Regions from separate parts of the Homo sapiens genome. Here regions 2 and 3 are each linked to region 1. A link is a loop called in an ENCODE intact Hi-C map of the cell type or tissue named here. Cell type or tissue: heart right ventricle. All regions are shown on one strand. Links, peaks and the distances in the headings refer to the core of each region. The heading gives the core; the rest is flanking DNA. Region 1 overlaps DUSP6 (dual specificity phosphatase 6). Region 2 has its middle 140 kb from the start of LINC02458. Region 3 has its middle 140 kb from the start of DUSP6.

What was found. Peaks named below come from ENCODE experiments on the same cell type or tissue, not always from the same donor. Only the 100,000 strongest peaks of a DNase experiment are listed, where the experiment ranks them.
Region 2: a loop joins it to region 1, with 4 times the contacts of the local background. A loop is called at or near these places in 39 of 110 quality-filtered maps.
Region 3: it touches region 1 in a loop (3-fold over the local background); 29 of 110 quality-filtered maps call a loop at or near these places.

The regions. Positions count from the first base shown.
Region 1 is chr12:89,344,140-89,350,340 of GRCh38, reverse strand. It overlaps DUSP6 (dual specificity phosphatase 6), which reads left to right. Exons shown (of 3, transcript NM_001946.4): 3 at 780-3,106. The coding sequence ends at 1,087. It overlaps POC1B-DUSP6 (POC1B-DUSP6 readthrough), which reads left to right. Exons shown (of 11, transcript NR_189589.1): 11 at 780-2,276. Among named protein-coding and RNA genes, the nearest start is that of DUSP6, 5.3 kb to the left of the region's middle. RefSeq lists enhancers at 1-618, 3,989-4,168. In heart right ventricle, for the core only: no CTCF peak of the experiment used is centred there; DNase peaks (open chromatin) are centred at 3,460, 3,770 and 4,459; H3K4me3 peaks cover 1,926 bases; H3K27ac peaks cover 2,500 bases.
Region 2 is chr12:89,159,286-89,165,486 of GRCh38, reverse strand. No RefSeq gene overlaps it. Among named protein-coding and RNA genes, the nearest start is that of LINC02458, 140 kb to the right of the region's middle. RefSeq lists an enhancer at 4,725-4,784. In heart right ventricle, for the core only: no CTCF peak of the experiment used is centred there; a DNase peak (open chromatin) is centred at 2,566; H3K27ac peaks cover 2,500 bases.
Region 3 is chr12:89,208,629-89,214,829 of GRCh38, reverse strand. No RefSeq gene overlaps it. Among named protein-coding and RNA genes, the nearest start is that of DUSP6, 140 kb to the left of the region's middle. In heart right ventricle, for the core only: no CTCF peak of the experiment used is centred there; a DNase peak (open chromatin) is centred at 2,349; H3K27ac peaks cover 2,500 bases.

The DNA.
Region 1 (6,201 bases), core at 2,407-4,906:
CAGTCGTTCATAATCGGACAACAGATTTTTCCCCCCAGTCTTTGGACTCAGGGGAAGGGTCAGATAGAAGTACTCACTATAGACAGGAATTCCAGCATTGCTTTATAATTTAAAAACATCTAGGAGTTATTTTAGGACATCAAGTTAGTTGTTGGAAAGCAGTATGAATGCTGAATGTTATCCAGTTGAATGATGCGGTGATACTGGTAACAGTGAGACAGTGGGTAACCTGAGCCCAGCAGGAAGAACTGTGGGCTGGAAGCCTGGGAGAAGTGAATCTCCAGGCATTGTAATGCATTTCCTATTACAAAGGAACTCATTTTCAGGCCGTGTCGACATCCTGTTCCTCCTAATGGGCCGTCCCCTGTGACTTCCCTCTCTCTTTTAAAATGCCTGAATACCTCCATTGTTAGCTGCACAACATTTGGAGCATAATTTAATAGACCCTTGCAGTCTGGTTGTCTGTGTAAAAGGCATTCACGAACATATTGCAGGGTTTCTGGTATTCACATGCCGAGGCAAAGAATGCACCCATTAAGGAGTTTTTTGTTGGCAGAAACTTAATACAAAAGCTCTCTTTTCAGAAAATATCTGAAATATGTAATTGTGTCCAGTGTACATGTTTCATTTCAGTGATACATTTTCTGCTGCTTGTAGGGCTCAACTGCCACACACAACTATTATTATTATTATGTTTTCAAGTTCAGTTTTTAGACTGATCATTCACAAAGGGTGGTTTTCAGTCTGCTGAGATCTTGCTTTTCTTTTTGTGTTCACAGATGAAGCCCGGGGCAAGAACTGTGGTGTCTTGGTACATTGCTTGGCTGGCATTAGCCGCTCAGTCACTGTGACTGTGGCTTACCTTATGCAGAAGCTCAATCTGTCGATGAACGATGCCTATGACATTGTCAAAATGAAAAAATCCAACATATCCCCTAACTTCAACTTCATGGGTCAGCTGCTGGACTTCGAGAGGACGCTGGGACTCAGCAGCCCATGTGACAACAGGGTTCCAGCACAGCAGCTGTATTTTACCACCCCTTCCAACCAGAATGTATACCAGGTGGACTCTCTGCAATCTACGTGAAAGACCCCACACCCCTCCTTGCTGGAATGTGTCTGGCCCTTCAGCAGTTTCTCTTGGCAGCATCAGCTGGGCTGCTTTCTTTGTGTGTGGCCCCAGGTGTCAAAATGACACCAGCTGTCTGTACTAGACAAGGTTACCAAGTGCGGAATTGGTTAATACTAACAGAGAGATTTGCTCCATTCTCTTTGGAATAACAGGACATGCTGTATAGATACAGGCAGTAGGTTTGCTCTGTACCCATGTGTACAGCCTACCCATGCAGGGACTGGGATTCGAGGACTTCCAGGCGCATAGGGTAGAACCAAATGATAGGGTAGGAGCATGTGTTCTTTAGGGCCTTGTAAGGCTGTTTCCTTTTGCATCTGGAACTGACTATATAATTGTCTTCAATGAAGACTAATTCAATTTTGCATATAGAGGAGCCAAAGAGAGATTTCAGCTCTGTATTTGTGGTATCAGTTTGGAAAAAAAAATCTGATACTCCATTTGATTATTGTAAATATTTGATCTTGAATCACTTGACAGTGTTTGTTTGAATTGTGTTTGTTTTTTCCTTTGATGGGCTTAAAAGAAATTATCCAAAGGGAGAAAGAGCAGTATGCCACTTCTTAAAACAGAACAAAACAAAAAAAGAAAATTGTGCTCTTTTCTAATCCAAAGGGTATATTTGCAGCATGCTTGACTTTACCAATTCTGATGACATCTTTACGGACACTATTATCACTAAGACCTTGTTATGGCGAAGTCTTTAGTCTTTTTCATGTATTTTCCTCATGATTTTTTCTCTTTATGTAGTTTGACTATGCCTTACCTTTGTAAATATTTTTGCTTGTGTTGTCGCAAAGGGGATAATCTGGGAAAGACACCAAATCATGGGCTCACTTTAAAAAAAGAAAGAATAAAAAAACCTTCAGCTGTGCTAAACAGTATATTACCTCTGTATAAAATTCTTCAGGGAGTGTCACCTCAAATGCAATACTTTGGGTTGGTTTCTTTCCTTTAAAAAAATTTGTATAAAACTGGAAGTGTGTGTGTGTGAGCATGGGTACCCATTTGATAAGAGAAATGCATTTGATTGTGAAGAAGGGAGAGTTAAATTCTCCATTATGTTCGTGGTGTAAAGTTTAGAGCTGGAATTTATTATAAGAATGTAAAACCTTAAATTATTAATAAATAACTATTTTGGCTATTGAATGTGTGTTTTTAAAAACTCAGTTATACCTATGTGTGAAGTGACACATTTTAGAACTTTTTCATTCAGGGATTGATTTTGACTTGTAGGCATAGTAGGGCAAGGTTCTTTTAAGCTTTTCCTAGAACGTTTTTCAGCAGCAGTTTATGAAATTCATCGTTTGCCACGAATAAAGATGACATCCTAGAATGGACCGACTGTACCGTGTATATGAACAATACCTCTTATGAGTATAGTTCCGGCTTAAGATTTTAAAGCCCCTGAAGAAAAATGAACCTATAGAGCATAGCTTGCTGAGGAATACAATTTGGATATTAACCACAGAGAGGTGTAGCAGAATACCAAGATGACAGCCACATGTTAACCTCCTCCCTATCCTTCACTGTCAGGATCTTCTGCTTTATAATGCTGAGATAATGCCAAAGAGGAAGTAGGGATAATTCTTTTTCCAGTCTGTTGTCATGGGCAATTCTACCTGCAGATATCCTAGTGTGAGAATGCTGAATCCAGAATGATGTCTCCACTTTTTCCCCTAGCATGCGCATGGCAAGGCATATCTAAGCTTCCTCACCGTGTCAGGATATGGCTTTAGAATTTTACATTGGCACTTAGGAGGCAACTTTGTCATCCCTGTTGTAATGTGCTTTTTTGTTTAACTGGCTTGGGATGTGGGTCAGAAACCCTTATTGAAACTTGTGGGGATTATTTTAGTTTCTTTTCAAGCTAAAGACTTTATATCTTGCCATTTTTCTTGGGACCTACCCTCTCCTTACCTCAAATGTAAAAATACACAAACCAAAATAAAAGGCAGGTGTATGGAATCAAAAGAACTAGAACGTACTTATATTTGGGGCTCTTTTTGCATGAGCTCAGTCCCTTCATGTGAAGTGGGGAGAAGAATGAGCTTTTCACCTACATGGCACATGAGTTGACTGCTTGGTCGTCTACACTAACTTAGGAGGCAAGTGGCCTTCATTCGATGGCAATCATATAAAACTGTCCATGGTGATTTTTAAGCAACTAAGTATAAAAAGCAAACAGAAATAGTGCAAATATATATATATACCAAGTCAGTCTGTCCTATTTGGGTGTCCCAAGTCAGCAAGAGCACAGAAAGGAGAAGTGGATTGCAGTTCAACTTGGCTCGTGTTAATCCAGTTCTGAACGGTTTCCGCTCCTGGCATTCCCTAAACTGCCTGTTCAAAGTAAGGATTTGCAAGCAGCGTTAGCAATTTCCTGTCCAGCTGCAGCTCAAGTAGCTGGGTGCTTTTCCCCCCTTTCTTTTCTCTGATTTCTTTTCTCTTTCTTTTTCTTTCTTTCGTTTTTTAAAAAAATATGGGCTGTGGATAATTTTAGTGCATTTCCTCTTTGTGGATTATTATCTCTTTCCTCCTAGAACCTGCATACATTGAGTTCCTACTGCTTGGCTCAAGCCGACAGCTGGCCTCCCCAGCACTTCCTCTCGTTTTACTGTGGGTTTGTTGTTTGTCAGTCCACTTCTGAAATTAATAATGTTTTCTGGCTAAGTGCCACAAGCCATTACCACAAAGGGGAAGTAACACATATGAATAGCAGGAAGCCATGCAGGGTCACAGTGTGAGCTGAACCTGTGGAGGGAGCATAATTGAGCCTGGCCCATTCAGCAAGTGTCTGACTGCAATTTGGGGAGAGGGAGCTCGCTGCATCTAAGCAGCTCAAGCTGTGAAAAAAAAAAAAGTTTCCAATAAATTGGGAGCAAATGGTCTTTGTCACCAGTCTGAATAAAGGAGAGAGAGAGTATGAAGAGCTTAGAGCCTCCATAAAGTTGCAATGTTTGAGGTTTCTCCCCCTTCTCCTGACATATTGTTTCAGAAGGCTGGTGAACAGAGGGGTGCCTGTTTCCCTCTATTCTCACCAAAGGACTCATGTTAAATGGGTGGTTTTTACGGTTCACATAGGCCAGAAGATTCAAAGAGCTATTCTCTTTCCTTCTTTTTCTTCTGTGGAAGGTGGAAGGTTGTAACTGACAGCATGGGCCCCCACCTCTCTCTGTGCCTCCCTTTCTTCCAGCTATATCAGGGCTCCTCTGGTTCCTTTGTGCTTGCAGTAGCCGCGTGAAGGCGATCATTTTGCATCTTGGAGTTGGGCTGGCTTCCTGAATGGAGCCCGCACGGTTACTAGGGCAACCTTTGCCAGCAGCTGCAGTTCCACCGCCTCCTTCCTCACCTGCTGTCCCCATTAGTAGCTTCCTCAGGTCTCTGAGAAAGCGCTACCTTTCCTGGCCTTTTGCAGGGGCAGGGGGGTAGGGTGGGGTATGGCTTTTGGGAAGGGGAGGTTATCAGCAGGTTTCCTGGGAGCTGCAGGAGACAGAGATTGCAGTGGTTAATAGTATGAACTGGTCTTAGCGTTAAAATAGGAATGAAAAAGGGTTATCTGGGGATAAAAATACCAACACAGTCTTCAAAGGAATGAAAACTGAGACTTGCACCAACCTTGACAATTAGGAGACCTGAACTGTAGCTGCTGCTTTCTTGCTAATGAATCAGGTAGCCCTGGGCAGGGCACCCAATCTTACCGCATTTCTTTTTTCTTGTCTGTAAAAATGAGGGAGTTTTTACCTCCCATTCTAGGATTCTCTCATAATTCCAGCTTCTGTTCATGGATTGGTGACACTTATTACATGATAAAATGAGGTGCGGAGCAGGTGAAACAAATAACTAACATTTATCATGAGTACCAGATACTATACTTTGTATCTCATTTAATCTTCAAAACAGCTCTGTGAGATAGGTCCTATTATTATCTTTATTTTGCAAAGAGGAAACTGAGGCAGAGAAAGGCCAATAAAGCCTAAAGCCACCTTTATGGGACACCTGACACATAATGTTAGAGAAGGTTTGCATATCCAGTGCTTGTTACTGCAGAACTGAACCTTGAGCCTTTGGCTCTTCCTGTTGGAAACTGCTTGTCATCAGTATTTGCTCCCCTTTATAAAGTCTCATGATGTCGGCTAGGAAATGCTGTCCCCATTATACAGCTGAGGAAGTGGAGGAAGCAGAGGTTAAATGACTAGCCAAATTCCATGTGAATTCCACAGCCACATGGGAGGCCCCAGCTGGTGTGCTGTCAGAGAGGTGTCCACCGGGGGTAAACTTCCATCCTCCTTCTCCGCAGAGAAGTTGCTCTTCCTTGGTCCCATTGGCACTTAAATTATAAAACTACTTTTCCTAAGTATCTCTAAAATGGCTACCAGCTAGCATAGGGCCTGACCCTGACCCTTGCCCATACTCCCCTTTCAGGATGACACAACTAAACTGGCCCCAAAGAAGTTCACTTCCTCACTCTTATCCCTCCTAGAGGCAAACTGGGAGAGGGAGGTGGGTCAGGGGAAAGGGGAAGGGTGTGAAGAAGCAAGGAGGAGAGGCAGAAGACATATATATGGTGCAGGTCTACAGAAGAAGAGAGGTAAACTGACCAGCAAATTAGCAAATAATGGAGATGGGGGTTTTTAGGATACAGCCAGGGCAGATCATGTGGTAGCTGGCTGTAAGAAAATATCCTTGAAATGTCCTCTTAAAAAAAGTCAGTCTTCAGACTTTCAGCTGCTTCAGAAGGATTACTTTGGGTGTAAATTTATATGCAGTTCCTCACACAGCCATAATCGTTTTCGGAAAGATCCTGCAAGACTTTCAAATACCCTTGTTCCTCCCGTGTTCTCACTGCTCACTTAGCAATTGGCCCTGAATCAGTCCAGTTATGGTGAACGAATTTTCAAACTTCTTTAAAGTCCAAAATCGATTTCCTGAGAATATTGAAGGGCACAGAACAAAGTTCAAACAACTCACAAATATTTATCCAGGCCTTGGTGTGCATTGCACTGGTTCGATGAAACAAGTTAAAAATAAAAGGCAACGAAAGACCTCCCAGGAGCCCTCAGAGGCTG
Region 2 (6,201 bases), core at 1,267-3,766, 180 kb after region 1:
TCTTCAAGTGACTGGACTGAATGGAAGATAAATATCTGCAGAAATAAGGGTAATAATGAAAAAGTATAATGTTTTAGTCCTTTTTCTCCATTGAGGAAATTTCTGTAGAATGGGTAGTCTCTGTAGAATGGGTAGAAAATAAAATGAATGCTTTAGAAAAAGACGGAGATGAATTTCCCTTAATGCCCAAAAAGACTTTGGGCCTAGACCTCCATGCACCTGCATTCAGCAGACATTGTGTGGCCTGCAAATCCCAAAATATTTACTATCTGGTCCTTTGAGGGTGTTTGCCAATCCCTGATTTAGCATATTAGTTATCTATCGCTATGTAGCAACACCAAAATGTAGTAGCTTAAAATAACAAACATTTATTCAGAGATACAGATAAAGGCTTCTGTAGGTAAGCGAGTCTGGCTTAGGGTCTCTCATGAGGTTTTAGACAAGCTGTTGACCAGGTTTTCAGTCGTTTCAAGGTTTGACTGAGGCTAAGGAATCCACTTCCAACTTCACACAGGTGGTTGCTGGGAGACCTCAGTTCCTCACTGGTTGCTGGAGAGAGAGAGAGAGAGAGAGCGCCGCTTCCAACTTCACACAGGTGGTTGCTGGGAGACCTCAGTTCCTCACTGGTTACTGGAGAGAGAGAGAGAGAGAGAGAGAGAGAGAGAGAGAGAGAGAGAGAGAGATAGTCTCTTATACCCAAAATTAGAGGTTACATACCATTACTTTCACCATATTCAGTTTGTTAGAAGTGACCACTAAGTACAACCCACATTCAAGGAGGATTATATAAAGGAATGGACATCAGGAGGCAGAGGTTATTGGGAGCTATCTCGAATTCTGACTATCAGACTATCACAATTAGTAACTTACCACCACCCACCCCTGCCCCACTAAATTTTACCCTTTTATACCTTTTATATTCTCATGCTATATGTGGATGTGGACTTGTGTCACTGTAGCTCTGGAATTTAGGACTATGATAACCAAGGTAAGCCAGATAGTGAAGAGTTGAAGTCATTTTAATGAACAGTCCAACTCTGAGATAGCAAGTCTTGTTGGTGCCTGTGGACCAAATTCACACTAAGACTCCAGAGGTTAGAGATACAGTACTTGGGAACCCATACGGACAAATCCTTACATATGGTAAGGATTCAGAAAGAATAGAGACCAGTGGTTAAGGCAAGTCTAGTTTGTGGCAAGGTAGGCAATTAAGAGAGCACATCAATAACAATGAGCACTTTTTATTTGTGAATTCATTCAGTATTCAACAAATATTTACTGATCTCCTGCTAGGCCCTAGGTGCTATTGAAGGCTTTGGGGATTTAGCAACAAACTTGGAAGCAAAGACGGCCTCAGGCAGGAAATATCTTACAGCAGATGCTTCCTTTGTATGTTGACAGAGCCAACAGGTGACTTCCCAGAACTTGACCTTTTTCAGTATTTGTGTGCAGAAGATACTTACATAAAAAGGTAATAGGTAGAGTTAAGTATATCCAGGGAAATGGAGACAGGTCCTAGAAACTTTTTAATGCATATACAGTCCTTCTTAGCTCAACTGAATGCTTTAAAAATGCTTGCTGCCCCAAAGTTTGTGAGTCCAGACACTGGCATGGAATGGCAGGGTCTATAAAAGCTATACATTGTTGAAAGGATCAATATGCTGCCTTGTTTTTCTTACCTGCTTTATTTAGCCATTTTTAGTATAGTCATATCTTTCACTAGGCTCAAACTATTTATTTAACAATCAGATCTAAAATTCTGCTCTAGAATCCTCAACTCAAAACCCAAACCATTTTTCTTCATATTAAGATGGGTGCAGAGAAGAGAGATTGGGGGAGGAGGGTGAGTTTTCTTGATCGATCCCGAAGAAGTCAGGCTGATTTGGCGATAAGATCCTTTGTCTGTGCTAGTTGGGTTGAAGAATAATCATGGTGGCCCTGCCTCCAGGACATTGCAAAAGTTTTGATGTGTCAATGAAGTTAATTTTCTCTGTGTATGTGATTGAAAGTCCTTTTTAGGATCCTGTTAGACCCAAATATTCCATCGCCTGTATTTACGTCAGTGGTTTATTGGTGTGGAATTTTTTAATGGCTCTCTGGGACAGACTTACACTCTGAGCTCTGTAGAGCTCAGAGAAATGTTTATTTCAGCCATCCACCTTTCAAAAGGGAGAGACTTGGAGGAAAATACAAATTTGAAAATTTATTGTTTCGAATGTGAATCTGTGAGGAAAATGGAAATGTAATTTCTAAATGAAATAACAGCAAAGCAAAATATTGATGTATACTAGGTAGCCACAGCCATCTCTGACTGTGAATACTTTTTCTTGGAGATTGTAATATCTGATGCCAGATACACACATGTTTTACACTTATTCAGCAGTTAAAGGTAAGAGGTTGTGAAACTCTAAATAAGCCAGGAAAAAAAAAAAGAGGCAAAGGGCTGAGTCTGAGTGAGTAAGGGAAGATAAATCAGATGAGATTGCATGTTGATGACACTCCCTAGTGTTGCTCAACAGCAATATCTGACAAACAGCAAGAGAAAAAGGAAACATTTTGGCAGAGTCAGCCACCCCCAGCAACCCTCTTCAAAACCCTGCTAAGAAATCCCCACCACTGGATGAGTTATTTCCTCTTTCTGCAGTATGAGTACAATGGGAAAAAAAATAGGCCCTAGAGCTGAAATATTGAAGTTAGGAAACAGTGGCATGAGTAACAACACAGAAATGAATTAGACAGGCCTAGAGGCACAGATCTTCCATCTAGAGGGCTCGAGTTTTGAAGTCCGTTTTGGTACAGTGGGTATTTGGACCATCTTTCAAGACTGTTATGATGTTTTGTTTATGACCATCCTTTTTACTCTTCACTTTGCTTATTAGCTCCTCCCGCCTGGAATCAAAAGGAACTGTACCTCCCTCAACCCCTGTGTAGCCCCACCAGAATCGCTTTGGAAGTGCTTATGCTTTCTTCAAAGCCCAACTGAAGTCCATTTTCCTCCAAGAAGCTGTCTAAGCTCTTCTAGTTCAGAATTAGCCTCTTTCTCTTTTCTTCTCTTAATGAATATCTTTAGTCTTTTATTAAATTGGTCACAGTGCCCTTTATCTGCAAGTTATTTATACATTTTTTTTGTCTTCTCTATTGAGTTAAAAAACCTCCTGAGAGCAAAGGCCTTGTCATTAACATTTTTATGCTTCCTATACCATTTACTTGGTGATAAGAGGGCTGTAATAAGCCAATGTAATAAGTCATTATTGACTTAAAGTATAAACTCTTAATAAATATAATAAGGATTAATAGGTTCCTAGTCAAAAGTACCTTAACTGTGTTTTTTGCAGATAGAACAGATCAGTCTCTATTTTGTTTTATAGAATGCTGATGAAATAAACTAAGCTATTTTTTAAAAAATCCCAGGGAAGCAAGTTTTTATTTTTATTTTTATTTTAGAACTGTTTGATTAAAAGGTAAAAGAATTTCTCCACCTATCTTTGAGTTCCTTGGAGACACAAGACCATGTACTTGTCCTGTTGGCATCAGGTTAGAGTTATGGTAGGTTCTAGAACATTTTAATTTTTACCCTCTTACTAGAGAAACCTGCTATTTAAACAGAGTTCCATTTCTTAAAAAATAAGCAGACTAACTTTCACCAAACGCTACAGTTTTCTCCCTTCATCCTCCTTCCCAAGCCTCTCAAATGTGTCATTTACGCCTATTGGCTATACTTGCGAAATTGTGCTTCCCTTTCCTAACTCTTTGCATTAACTGGCTTTGATCTTCATCACCCTCCAGAAGCAGTTCTCTAAAAGGTCAATAGTGGCATTCTTTTTGTCAAAATCTCTATAGCATCTATAGTTGATAGCCTGATCTTTGTGACTCCCTGCTGTCTTGGCTTTCACATTTCTCTGTTTTTTTTTTTTCTAGGGGGTAGGATAACTAATTTGTGAAACACACATGTCCGTATGTCTGTTTGCGCTATTGGTATATTTGAAGCTCATCACAATTCTCTGAGGCAGGGGTCATTCTTGTATACTATCACTTGAGTATAGATTTTTTGGTTTTGTCTCATTGGTCAATCACTTTGTAGAGGTAGGCTGGTTGAAAATTCACTGAGAGTGGAATCCATGCACTCCACCTCTTCTCCATCACCCACAGTGCCTGACACAGCAAATATTTTCAGACTTAATAAATATTTGTTGACTGATTGTAGTTGAAAGTGCTCAGGTCTTGAAATAGAAGAACAACATGAACATTGACCAGATTTTGGTTGAATTTCTCTGTTTTTCAAAGTGCTGGCAGAAAACTCCTTTCATAAACCATCTTAAAGGAAAAATGACTCCTTCATAAGATCATATTTGACACTAATTTAGAAAACCATTAGCAACTGTCACAGGTAGGTCAGAGCAGGCTTCCCTCCAATGACAGGAGAACCTCTCAGCTGGAAGTGATCGAACCCTGAGGTCTCCATCTGAATTAAATCAGGGTGATTATATTTATTATCTGCTCTCGGCATCTTTGCCAAGTTTCTGAGTCAGATGCACTGAATTTGTACTTTCTGTCTGACACGCAGATATCTTATCCCTCATTTCCATGTGAGATTAAGACTGGCCCCGGGTGAAATGAGAGCATGGGGGCGGTGCTGGTGAAGTTAGTCTGTGTGTCACCCTCTCCATTTCCTCTTACACTCCCTTTATCCCCTTTCAGTTCCTCCTTTCCCACCAGGTGCCAGAGGGGTTATGCTTCCCCATAGTCTTTCTTGGCATTGGGGAAGTGATGGGAACTAACTTTTTTTTTTAAGTGTCTACTATGAAGCACATTATTGGGCATTCTTGAGTCATTGCTTAAGTTTTTAGTCCCTTTGCCTCCATGAGACAGCTTTTTATTATTTGGGTATCACAGAGATTGAAACTGAGGCTTTGAAAGGGTAGAAAACATGTCCAAATCACACAGCTTATAAATACAAAGGTGGGATTTAAGATCTGCCTGTCTGACTCCAAAACATCTGGGCTCCTGATATTGTACAAGGTCAGCTCCTCAGAGGAAAGGGATGAGATAAAATTATTTCCCATGGAGAGCTTTGTAACTTATGGTAGAAGGAGACGTTCTTTTCCAATAGAGTTTCAGCAAATTTGCTATGGTGAGAGGACTGGAACATTTAGGGCGGTGGAGGCTGTATTTTATCTGTGTATAAGACTAATTTCGGGCAGGATCCTCTCATGCTAATATGTGTCTCATAGCATTGCAGTTGATCTCTTCAACTGAGCATCTTTAGCTACCTGAGGTGCATTACTTAGCATTCATCACTTAAAGACTTTTTTTTTCTTTGACAGATGTTCTTTCATTACTCCTGGGAAAATAAATTTAGTGGGCTAAGCCCTTCATTTTAATCAAAGGAAAAGCCTAATTTAAAGCAAGGGGCAAACTCTGCCATCAGCACTAAGTTAATTAACCATGGTTATGTGTGCATAGGGTTCAGAAGAATCCCTCTGCACTTGTTGATGTCATAGAGCTCAACTATGACTTGCTTGATGATGCAGGCTTGCAGGTTTTTAGATGCTTCTCTGGGGCAAGGACCATGGCTGGAGCAGTGAATGGTTCCTCGTTACCCAAGAAAAATTTATGTACATAAAATACTTATATACATAAAGTTCCTGAAAATGAATCCACTTATAATATTTTAAGAATAATGAAAATAAAGGGGATTGGGCCTATATCTTCAAAGGGAAACTAAATCTCATAATTTGTTTATTATTATATTTAAATTAGGTTAAATTATACTTAGCACTTTAAGGAAACAAACACAGATGAATCAAATGCTGATCACTCATTTTTGGCTTAATTGTTGAATAAAAATATATGATAGCAATATGGAAATCCTCATTTAATATATGTATGACTTTGACAATGTGGCCACAATGAGGGTGCTTTTTGAAGTAAGTAAAGTAAGGACTTTGTTAGTTTTCTTAAGGGACTTTTTTTTTTGTTAATTTTCCCAATGACTTTTTTGATTTCTTGAATTGCATTCTATTTTTGTTTTTTTCTTTTGAGACAGGGTCTTACTCTGTCACCCAGGCTGGAGTGCATGGCGGCATCACAGCTCATTGCAACCTCCTGGGCTCAAGCAATACTCCCACCTCAGCCTCCCCAGTAGCCAGGACTACAGGTATGCACCACCATGCCTAGCTAATTTTTGTATTTTTAGTAGAG
Region 3 (6,201 bases), core at 1,260-3,759, 130 kb after region 1:
GAGACAGGAAGCCATTCAGACGTTTTAGTAAAATTTGCTGAAAGGATAGTAGGGCATCTCTGAAAACTTTGGAGGGAAAAAAGTACAACCAGGACATGAAAGGCCCCGGGACTGCAAAATCAGTACCTGAATCCACTCTCTTCTCTTGCTGAACTACTAGCCTCTTGACTCTACTTTTCTCCTCTTACGTGCTTAATTGTGTTTTTCATATTTACCACCTTACTCATGGTTGCCCCGCTCCATTTAACTTCTGCTTAGACATAGCTTTTGCTTGAATGGGTCCAGCCCTGACTTTGGTCCTACACCTGTCAATGTGTCCCTGCCACCTTCAAGCAACTCTCATCTCACTGTCTCAGTTGCTAATGCTAAATTCTATATACCCAGGTCAGAGAATCTGATTTGCTGAATTATGGATGGATTCTCCATTGGGTGGGTGTTTTTCCATCAGATTGGGTGCTAAGTGTCACTTGGTACAAGCAGGATGGACTTTCTGAAAATGAATTGTGGGCCACAGGCAATGACTGGCATTAAAGTACAACATTATGTTGTACTTTAAATGTTATGGAACATAGCATCTTTCATAGCATTTAAAGTACAACATTCTTCCATAGCATTTTGATTATTTCAAAAGGCTACCTGAAAGATTGAAATGACTTTAGTGAATTAGAACTGCTGAATTCCAGTGGTCTTCACTATTTTGCACCCCTCCTTAATTAAGAATACTGTTTCTTTCTTCTTAAATGTCTTATTTTCCAGGCTTGCCTCCATACTCTGGTGGGAATCAAGCAATGATAGTTTTGCTTCCTTTAAGTAGATAACGCTCTCAGTAAATCAATTACTCAGATCATCCAGGTAGAGCCTGGGTTCAAAGCCTGATCTCTCTGGTTGCTTAACCATTGCCCTTTCACCATAGCTCTCTGTTTTAAGATAGCTCACATTAGTTAAAAAATAAACAATGAAAAAAAAAGGAAAAGCACAACTCTACAACTGTGTGTACTAAAAGCAAGATTCAAGTATTTTCAACATTCAAAATCATAGTATTTAATTCAGTGAAGAGAGAGCCCTAGAAAAAACTTGTTTCAAGTTTATAAGTTGATCAGGGAAATTTGATTTTTTTTCCACTGACAGAGCTTCTAATATGTGCAGTAGTTTTAGCCTTTGATATTACTATTATGAAATTCAAAAATACTGTTCATTTTGGGCTGGGCATGGTGGCTCACACCTGTAATCCCAGCATTTTGGCAGGTCGAGGTGGGCAGATCACCTGAGGTCGGGAGTTCGAGACCAGGCTGGCCAACATGGTGAAACCCTGTCTTTTCTAAAAATACAAAAATTAGCTGGGTGTGGTGGCATGTGCTTGTAGTCCTAGATACTTGGTTGGCTGAGGCATGAGAATTACTTGAACCTGGGAGGCAGAGGTTGCAGTGAACTGAAATTGTACTACTGCACTCTAGCATGTGTGACAGAGCAAGACTCTGTCTCAAAAAAAAAAATACTGTTCATTTTATTTGTCTTCAAAATGTACCTTGGATTCTTGCCATTGTCACAGGGAACATATAAAACAGCTTGAAATTCTGCCTTATTCTAAGCCTAGCCTAACTCTTTTTCAAGATCTTAAGTAACCAGGGGCTTTTACAAATGAACGTATACCTAGATATGATAATATAAAATTATGGCTTACTAACTTTAGAGATGCAACAAAGAAACAGCTCCTAAATGGGGGTCTGGAGACCAAAATGTCAATTTGGGCTTTGCTTCTTAATAACTATGTGACCTTGAGGAAATCCGGTCTGCTTCTCCAGCCTCAATTTCCTAACCCATGAAAGGGAATAATCAGGCATCATTATGTAAGACGAGTGTTGTGAAGATAAAATAAAATAATCTATGGGAAGCCACTTTGTAAACTGAAAGGTAATATAGAACTGTAAGTGGATATTATTATTTATTTTATGAGCCAGTAGAATTCAAAGTCCTGATTTCATTGCCAGGAGGATTTTCCTCACAGATCTAATTCCTAAAGGTTGGCTTTGCCCAGTTAATGAGTACTTTCCAAATAAAGATCCCTTTTACTGCTTTGATTTTTGTGAACTTCCCTTTACTCTGATTCAAAGTCACATGGGAAGGTGCTCTTGTAAAGCCATTGTTTAATTTAGACTTTTCATACTGCGTGTATGTCCGGCTATTCTCTGGTTTCAGTCTCCAAGGAGCCTTTGAGGGCAGACCTTGCTTCTTTCCCTTACATATAGTTTGGCAGCAAATGAGATGTTTTCAATAGGGATGAAAAAACTCTCAGTATGTAACCTGTCACCTAAAGGAAGGAGGACATCCTGTTCTAAAGAAGTTGCCTCAGAGCCGGCCCCAGGTCCACCCTGGTGTTTCACTTGTATCTCAGGCAGTAGCCTGGGATGAAATTTTAAGGAGAGAATTGTTACATGATATTGTGTAATAGCAATATGAGAAACCACCATACAAAGCTCTTTATTTTAGTAACCTGGACTTCTAGTCAGGACTCTTATCTCTGTTCACTGGTTTTGAAGTCAGTGTGCTTAAACTTTTCATGCTAATACACAGGGAAAGCACAAAAATGATATTTAAAGATCATCAGGTATAAGCAGATATACTACTAATTTTAATCTTCTGTGCAAAGGTACTAAGAAAATGTGTAGTTGATTTGCTTTCCTAAAGTCACTTGATGTGGCTTCAATGGAGATAATTGTTCCAAGGTTTTGTGTTAAACTTCACCTGTTAATTTTGCCTTGATCTTGTTCTTCCTGAGCTTTTGGCACCCAGGCATTGAGCCAGGGGGTAGAGCAAGATGGGACTTTAAAGAAGTGAGGGAGCTTTTGTAATTATAATCCTGTTGTCACTATCTGATGCACTGTGAAAAATGGAAGAACCAATAGTAGCCTCCTATCTCCTGTCTCTAGCCTTTTGTATTGTGTTTTTACCAATCTCTGGAATAATAGTCTCCATTCAGGGAACCCAGAAGACTCCACAATGCCAGGCCAATAGTTGGAATTTCCAAGGTGTTCGATCTATTGCTATTTGCTCTTTTCCTCTCCATCCTAGTACATTCTCCAAGATTTAATTTAGTGTCATGCCATAGAATAGGCAGATTGTGTAAAGCAGTAATAGGATCTGGTTGGCAGCCACTTCCTGAAACCCATGTGTAGGTGGTAGTAAATACAGGACTGAGATTCCAATCTTAAAACTCATGGTTCCATTTTTTTCTGTCCCTTCAACAGTTATTTTCTTCATGAGTTATAGAGGAATGTAAAAATGAACTGCCATCTAAAAAATATTAAATTTGATATTCAAGCCAAGAAATCTTAGCATTCTAATGATAACAGAAGCAGAATTGAGGTGATAGCAGAATTTTGCTTTTTTTTACTCTTAGTCCCAGCTTTCATTACTACAACATGCCTGGCTGATGGGGTATCTTTTCTAATGTGAATGTTATTGCCTTGTATCCAAACGTTTAATGTGGCCAACTCCTTGAAAGATCTTTTGCAAGAATCTCTGGGATTCTCCGGGAAGTGTCTCATGTCAGTATGTGAATGGGTACAGCCAACAATAAACACCTTCTCTGTTACTTGATAATATTCAGAGACCAATGACCTATTATCAAGCTAGCTATAGATAGAGCTCCTGTTTTGAGTGTCAGGTTGTCTAAGTTTTTTGTTTTTAATTCTAAAAGCCTATAATTATAATAGTCAGGAATGTTCAATAAATGTTTAGGAAATAATGAGCTAGTTGCTTTGGATGGTGCAGAAGGTTTACGACATAGAGAAGCAGAGAACAGAGCTGGAATGATGAATTGGTGTCTCATTATTAATGCTGTATCACCCATAAAGTGGGTGCTATCACAATCTCTGGATATATATTGATACAAATTATTATAAAATATTTGCAAAATGAGTATGAAAATGTAGAGTGGCACTGCAGTGGGTAAGGTAACAGACAGATTTATATTTGAGCCTACATCTGCCACCTACAAGCCTAGTACATTTAGGCAAGTTAACTTACCATTGATAGCCTTAGTTTCCTGATCTATAAAATGGCAACAATAAGATTTAACTCACAGGGCTGTGAGGATTAGATAATAGAGCATGTAAATATCAAATATATAAAGCAGTTCTCACACTGCCTGACACATGGTGTACAATAAATACCAGCATCATCTCTCGCGTGGATGGTTAAAATAGCCTCCTCCCAGATTTTCCTGCTTTGGCTCCAGCTCTGCCTCATTTTATTTTCAACACAGCAGCCAGAATGAGTCTGCTATAAGTTGGATGTTTGCTCAAAAACCTCCAATGGCTCTCCATTTGACTCAGGGTGAAAGCCTCATAATGGCCATTGTGTTTACAAGCCTGTCTCCTTCTCTTCTCCTTTTGACTCAATCTGCTGCAGTCACACTGGCCTTCCCCTCACTAGACCTTAAACATTCCAGGCTGTTCTCCATACCTGACATGCTGTATCTGCCTTATCTGTTTAATTTTCTACTAACAACTTATCCCCAACTAGCCCTTATATATTTTACTTGCTTAGAGTGTTCATTCTTTGTCTCACCCAACTAGAAGGCAAGCTCCAACGGGATAAATAATTTCCTTTTTTCTGTTTTGTTTACAGTATCCCTAGTGCCTAAAACTGAGCCTGGCATGCAGAAGCCCTCAGCATATATTTGTTCAGTTAGATTTCTTTAAATTGTGTATTTAAGGAGCACATGAAGTTTTGATATATACTTATCTTAATTTACATATAGATAGTGAAATGACTACCACAGGCAAATTAACATACCCATCCTCTCATATAGTTACCTTTTCTGAGCAAATGGGAGCCATTAATTACTGAATTCATGAGGTCTCTTATATTAGTACATGTATGTGATTATTGATCCATTCAACAAATACTTAAACACATAATATGAGCTAGCACTACCCTACACTCCTAGTTGCTGGAGACAGAGCCAGAAACCAGGCAGACACAGCCCTGCACTCTTGAGAGCTGACGTTCCTAACGTTATAAGAATTGCAGAGTAGATAACCCTAATTGTTAAAATATGAAAGTTTTTTTCATAATACTTAAGTGTGAACTTTATTTGAAGTTTTCATAACCTTTAAACATTATATTCTAAAACTTTAAAAAATGATTTTATTTATTTATTGTTGTTATTTTCAAAAAGTATTTAAAGGAGAATTAGAAAATTTTGTTCTAACTTTTTTTAAACCTTTGAAAAAAAGAGTTCTAAACATTTCCCCAGTGATTGGATTCCATGTGTTAAATATTTCTTCTCACCCTAGCGATCAAAACAACATCACATTTAAAATCACATAGGATAACTTTTATATATACTGCAATCTATAATCATTTACCAAAATGTGACTTGGGCTTCTATCTAATTTCAATTCCATATTTAATCTTGTGATAATTTGACCTAGGACTCTTGACAAAACAACATTATCTCAGAGTTTGCAATTTTGTTAACCTCTTGTGATTGAAAAAGGGATTATTTAAAACTTCCCATCTCATTACTCTGAGCTCTAGCTCAGATTTTAAAAGTTATTACCAGATTTAATTTAATACTTTTTCTTCTCTGATTATGAGACTAAGCTATTAAGGTTTATTCAATCAGATAAGTCAGTATCATGGAAGTTTTAAAATGATTCTTAATTAATTCATCTTTTTATTTGAATTTGTTCAAAATAATCTCTCATTTACTTTGTAGTTTTGATGTAAAAAAAATCAGTATTCTGCCAGTCTGCTGCAGAGTATGATTTAAAGAAGACTCTTTCACGGTGTTTTTTTCTGTGAAGGTATTGCATCAGATTGCACTGGTCACACTGAATTTGCTATGTTAAATGAAAGGAAGACAAGCTTATCCCATGCAAAGGAAACCTTCATAGCTCAGAGTAATCAAGTGGAAGGCTTGAAATACTCTCTTTTCTAATCACAAGAGGTTAACGAAATTGTAAACTCTAAGATAATGTTATGTTGTGAAGAGATCTGGGTCAAATTATCATGGGCAATTCTCAAATGGAATTAAAATTAGGCAAGAGGAAGTTCCAGTTGATTGTGATCTGGCCAGTCTCAAAGCTATAATGATCAGATGTTTCACATTTACCAGGGTTATATTTTGTCCTTGCAGGGGCATAATTGAAATTAAGGCCTAAGTTTGCGAAACATAGTGTTCAACGGGATCTT